Linked DNA regions of Homo sapiens: region 1 is linked to region 2. The links are chromatin contacts, found by Hi-C or POLR2A ChIA-PET in ENCODE. All regions are on one chromosome and are shown on one strand. Each heading gives the region's core, a stretch centred on a gene start or an enhancer-like site at or near the end of the contact. The rest is flanking DNA. Distances are from core to core; before and after follow the strand shown. Region 1 holds the start of IGSF9B (immunoglobulin superfamily member 9B). Region 2 overlaps APLP2 (amyloid beta precursor like protein 2).

Region 1 (2,700 bases), core at 42-2,541, 3.8 Mb before region 2:
TTGGGAGCTTCATGTCCTGGAGCCAGGGCTTTGTGGCTAACGAGTGCTTTGAGAGGATGAAATTCCTGAGCTCTCGCTCGCTGACCCTCTGCCTTCCTTCCTTGGCCAACAGCCCATCCCAGGGAGCGGTGTGATTCTTACCACTGCCTTCACTCCTTGAAAGAACAAACATCTTCACTGCAGCCTCTGAGCGCTGGTGTGAGGTGATTGTTTGTAGTAGATGTTTCCATGACACTCATTTATTTCTTCTGCAAATACAACTGTATTGGGGGAGGGGAAGCAGACAGGCTAGGGTAGGGAGACTGGAACATACGAAGACCTTCCAGTTTCCTATTTACATTCCTCTGTAGGATGAGAAGCTCCTTCCCTTTCCCTGGGTCTCCTCCATCCCAGACTCCTAAAGCTTCCCCCAAACCCATCTTGGTTTCATGCGGCCGAGTCGGGGCTGGGCTCCGAGTAAGGTGGAGAGGGGAGGAACCATGTGCGTGAGGAAGCAGCCTTTATCAGGAGAAGTGGGAAAAAGACCCAACTTTGACTGCTTGGAGTCGGGATTCAGTAATGATGAGCAGCAGTGACCAGCACTGGGGGTGGAGTGTGTGTGCACGAGTGTTCCTGAGGGGTCTGTGGCACTTCGCAGCTGAGCCAATGACTCACTCTAAATCTTAGCGACTTTGAGAGGTCATTTTAGTCATCCCCCGGTCTGCATCACGTTTGGAGGGGGTGGTGCGCTGCTCTGGGGACGTGTCTGGGTGCGGAGGGAGACGGGGTGGGGAGGCGGCGCGTGACCTCTTTGAAAAGATCTCCGGCGAAGGACGTTCCCCGGCTCTCCCGGGCCGCCGGCTCCTGGGTTTCCCCATCATAGAATCAGCATGGTCCTCTCGGGAACTGCTTTTTGCCGGATGGAAACCGGATGTTGGGTTCCATGAGTGGGCGGGGGCTCCACTTCCCTCAGACCTGTCCGGGGTAATTGAGACCCGCCAGGGTCCCGTTAGAAGCTACCATTTCCCTCACCAGAAACTTGCCACGCAGTGTGAGCCGAGAGAGAAGCGGGCAGAGACGCTATACCACCTTCTCCCCGGCAATGCGCATGATTCTGCGGCTCTGTGCTCGCCACACTTCAACGCACCTTGAAATGGGCTCGCCTCCTTCGCGCCGCGACGGGCGGAAGGCTGAGCCAATCGGACCCCCGGCTTGCGGGCGGCGCCCAATAGGCGGGCGGCGGGGGCGGTTCCGGAGGCCCGGCCCGGCTAGGCTTCACCGTGGACCTGGCTGCGCTCCGCCCGGGCGAGTAGTGCAGGTGCCGCTGCGCCGGGGCCGGGGAGGCGCGCGCCGAGCCGAGCGGAGCCTAGGAGGGATGGAGAGCTGGCCACCCGGGCTGCAGGAGCACCGGCGCGGGGCGTAGGCGGCGCGAGGCGGGCGCGAGGCGGGCGCTCGGGCGCGAGGCGCGTGCGGGCGCGGGAGCACTTTGCGATAGGATGAGGCTCCGGGCTGGCGCGGTAGTACTATGATTTGGTATGTGGCCACTTTCATAGCAAGTGTGATCGGCACCCGAGGGCTTGCGGCTGAAGGTGAGTTGAAGTGCGGCGTCCCTCCCCTGCCCCTCCCGGCGCCCTCGGCCCCTCGCGCCCGGCCCCTCGGTTTCCCGGCTCCTTGGCCCCCCGGTTCCCCAGCTCCCCGGCGCGCCTTCCCGCGGGTGAGGCTTGGGCTCCGACGCGGGCCAGGCGGCCCGGGAGCATTGCCGGGGAGGGCCTGGGGGCCGTGGGCTGGAGGGGCGGGCGGGAAGGGGCCAGAGCCCACGGGCTGCCGGGCACTCGGGGAAAGGACGCAGTGGAACCTGGGTCGACTTCGCCCACCACGGGCCCCACGGTGCACACCGGCGCGCCTAGCCCGTCGCCTCCTGCCCGGCGGCCGCCTCCCAGAGCTGCGGGAAACTCTGGCTGCGGGAGTTTGCGGTCTCCGGGCAGGCTGCAGCACGCTAGAGCCCCGCGCCGCGAGGAGCGCCTGCAGGGAGGCGCGACCCGGAGGATCCCTGGGACTGGCGGCACCCGCGTCTAAGGCCCCGGGTTCGCGCGGCCCTGCGGGCGTCCATCGCTCCGCTCGCGCCCCTCCTGCCCACACATCTTGGCAGCTGGAGGTCGGATCCCCCTAGCAGGGGCGCCCGGTGAGAGGAGGATTGATGAGGCCAGCTTCGAGGTGTGTCCGCTTTTGGCTGGACCCCGCCGGCCCCCGCGCCTCTCAGCCGCACCTGGGCCCCGGCCAGGCAAAAGTTCCCCGGGAGCGCGCCGCAGCCGCGCGGGCCCCACGCCGCCCTCCCCAGGCTGCGAGGCAGAGCTGGCTGGGGGCGGCGGCGGGGGAGGGGAGGGGCGGGGAAGGGGGGGTCCCCACGCTGTGAATCCGAGCGGAGGGGGGATTTTCTCTTTCCGCTTTCCTGGGTCTGAGCTGGGGGAGACGCAAGGGGGGAGCCACCGAGTTGGGTGATGCGTGCGTGAGCGCGCGGGCTTTTGCTTTGGAGATGGGCAGAGCGACCTACAAGCCTCTGGGTGGCACCCCCGGCTCTCGGCCCTTGTATGGAAGTGGGAGCGGAGCCTGGAGGGTGCCAGGACTGTGAGCTCAGGGCTGTCAGCGCGCAGACACGACCCGGCTGCGGGCAAGTTCACCAAGCCGGAGGAGATGGCGGCGGGAGAGAACCCGCTGTGGGTG
Region 2 (2,700 bases), core at 154-2,653:
CTTTTTTCTGTCGGAAGCATCTTTTATTTGCCCATTTAACAGACCTAAAAACGACAACTAAAGTCATGAAGAATATGAGCCCTACATAAGTTTTAAAAGGGTGTCAATATCCCACTTTCAGATTAACTAAATTAGAATCGATAACTTGGTAAATGCCATTCCCCAAGACACTCGCAAGTTCAGTGGAGGAGAATTTCAAGCACTGCAGTCCATCATGCGGATCAGTGACACATGCCTGTGCTATAAAGGCCTGAGCGCTGGAGACGGAGCCTTTGGTTCACATTGCTGGACTGGAAAAAGGGAACAGCAAACACAGGCTGCTTCCAGCCTCCCTGGGACCAGAGTGGAGAGGACAGCGGGCCGAAATGCTTTTTTCTGAAGACACCCTCGGTCCCTGTGGAATCACCCACTCATGAAGCCGGCACATCCGCCAGCCTCAGCCCCTTCAAAGAAGAACAAAAACGCTCCCACTGGAAGTAAACTTGATGCTTCTCAACCTGCAAAGCCCTCCAGGCAGAGGCCCCACAAGAACATGAACACAAAGCTTCTCCGAGGCAAATCTCATCCAAGCCACAGCAAACGGGAGTTTTACAGACCTGCCACTCCATCATGTCTCACAGCACCACCCAGCTGACCCTTCGGGTAGAGATCACCACCTCCACACTCAGTGGGATTCCTCAGGCTTCAGTCCAAGTTTTACAAAGCAGTAAGTATCACAATAATTTCTATTTCTAAATCTTTCCTGAAAACGCAAAGTTTATTCACCAAGGTTCCCTAAGGCCTCCTTTTCTTTCACCTTTCAACTGTTACCGAATAAAAACAGCTTTCCTGGAGCTGGAAGGGAAGCACTCAAGGCACTGCCATATTACATTAAGATTTGAAAGATCTTTTGGTAGAAGGAAGGAAGAGGGAACATGAAGGCATGTGAATGAAAAACCGTCAGAAGCTATAGCCAAATTCTTCATAGCAAATTATTACTCCAACAAATTCCAGAGTAGGAACCAAGAAAAACTGTCTGGCCTGAGGATTTTCCTAATGTGTAGGTTAGTGCTGCAAGGTGAGAGACTGAAGGTCTTAACGAGAAAAAGGAGTAGCCATGGAGAAAAGGGAAAACTCTTGGTAGAAACTCTTTCTACCAACGTCCAGCATAAACCCAACTCAACTGAACCACTGACCTTCCTGTCACACCAAAGCACACACCAACTGAAATCCTCTCACTTCCTAAAGCTGTGTGACCCGGTTGCAAAATATTGAAGAAACAGAGTGAGTCACTACCACTTGGCTGCTAGCTCTCTCTAGAGTGCATTATGCAAGATATTTCAATATTCTAGACTGCCCAAAGTACTTCACTGTCACTCCTTTCGAGAGGAGGCGCCCCATGAGCTGGCATGCATCACAGGGGTCAGTGACAGGGCAGTTCAAAGACAGGAATGTTCAGTGCCTCTAAGCTAGAGCCAGCCCAGGGGACAGCTGCCTTCCCCACCAATACTACAGTGGCCTGGGGACCTGCAGACTCCAAAGCCAGACAAGAAAGAACAAGCCCCTGGCTGTGCTGCCCGCTATACCAAGGTGGGTACGCACCATCACCACCAAGCACCACCAGACACACGGTGAGCACAGGACACGAGAACTGAGCTTACCACTGCCGGCAGGAGAGCAAAGCCTAGATCTAGAAAGCACAAAGATGAGGGGAAGACGACCGACAGCAAACACCCGAGTGGGCAGGGACACCACACAGATGCAGCCACGAAGACGGCAGGGAGACGGACGCCAGACAGGACGGTGCTGCCGCACGGGACCAGCGCGAGGCAGGACTTACTCATCGCTTTACACACAGCCATACAATAATCCTCAGACTCAAAATTGTTCCTGTTGCCGCCGCAGCCACCATATATAAAGCGCACGCACTTTCCCTTGGAGAGGTCGAAGTACCAACGAGGCATCACGGCCCGGCAGGGCCCCGTCATCGCCTCCTGGGAGCAGACAGCTGTGTGAAAATGGTCAGAGTGTCAGCAGGACAGAGGCAGTGACGTCAAATGCTTCAAAATGCTACAGGCTGGCGAGCTGGGGGATGGGCTGGGGGAGGCCTGAGACTGGACGGAGCCTGGAGGCCCGGTGGCCGAAAGCTCCAGCTCAGGCCAGCCTTGCTGAGGACAAGTTGCTTCCCCACAGAGTAGAGACATTTAGGAACTGGGATAAATATTTTTTTGGCACCCTCTGGAGTCTAGATCTGAGTTTAGATTGACGTAGAGCAATTCCTTTGTCTCACAGCTGCGAGAGCCTCACATTTCTGATCTGTTCAGTGGAGGTATCTGCCTAGTTTGTCTATTCAGGAGACAGTGTGAGTGGAAAGGCTGCTTTAAGTGGTGATACCCGTAGTAAAGACAAGCACCTAGAACGGACAATTGTTTCCCACTTTTATGTTCTCTAAGGCAAATCACAAACTTCTCAACTGGTTAAGTAATTTCCCCCAACTTGGGTCCTAAATAATTCTTCGCATCTTAATTGGTTTCAAATATACGATCAGCAGGAGGCTGCATGTTAATGGCTCTGGAACTACTGCAACCTTTTCGTGTTTTAATTGGCAAGATGAGAAAAAAAAAAAACTGCAGGCCCCAATCTGTTACCAGCAGGTCAATAAATTTCACCCTCCCAACTAAAACATCTGGACAAATAGGGCAGCCTACAGATTAGAAGACA

The links. Hi-C counts contacts between places; a loop is a spot of excess contacts on that map. ChIA-PET counts read pairs that join two places held with the same protein, here RNA polymerase II (POLR2A). Pooled maps may share reads with other maps.
Region 1: a loop to region 2 is called in a map of ascending aorta, with 5 times the contacts of the local background. The contact joins the promoter of IGSF9B here to the enhancer-like site in region 2. A Hi-C loop is called at or near these places in 1 of 168 maps with a recorded cell type or tissue (ascending aorta) and 3 of 50 pooled maps. POLR2A ChIA-PET finds 5 or more read pairs at or near these places in 1 of 52 experiments (activated B cell).

Annotation. Positions count from the first base shown.
Region 1 is chr11:133,955,559-133,958,258 of GRCh38, reverse strand. IGSF9B (immunoglobulin superfamily member 9B) reads left to right here and starts at 1,291. Exons shown (of 20, transcript NM_001277285.4): 1 at 1,291-1,568. The coding sequence starts at 1,505. RefSeq lists a silencer at 1,113-1,462.
Region 2 is chr11:130,122,899-130,125,598 of GRCh38, reverse strand. APLP2 (amyloid beta precursor like protein 2) reads right to left here. Exons shown (of 17, transcript NM_001142276.2): 7 at 1,820-1,987. Among named protein-coding and RNA genes, the nearest start is that of ST14, 36 kb to the left of the region's middle. RefSeq lists enhancers at 1,374-1,873, 1,874-2,375. Within about 2 kb of position 1,403, at least 18 of the 41 ENCODE cell types and tissues checked have a DNase peak (open chromatin) inside an H3K27ac peak, as active enhancers do; they include ascending aorta, where a contact is called at or near this core.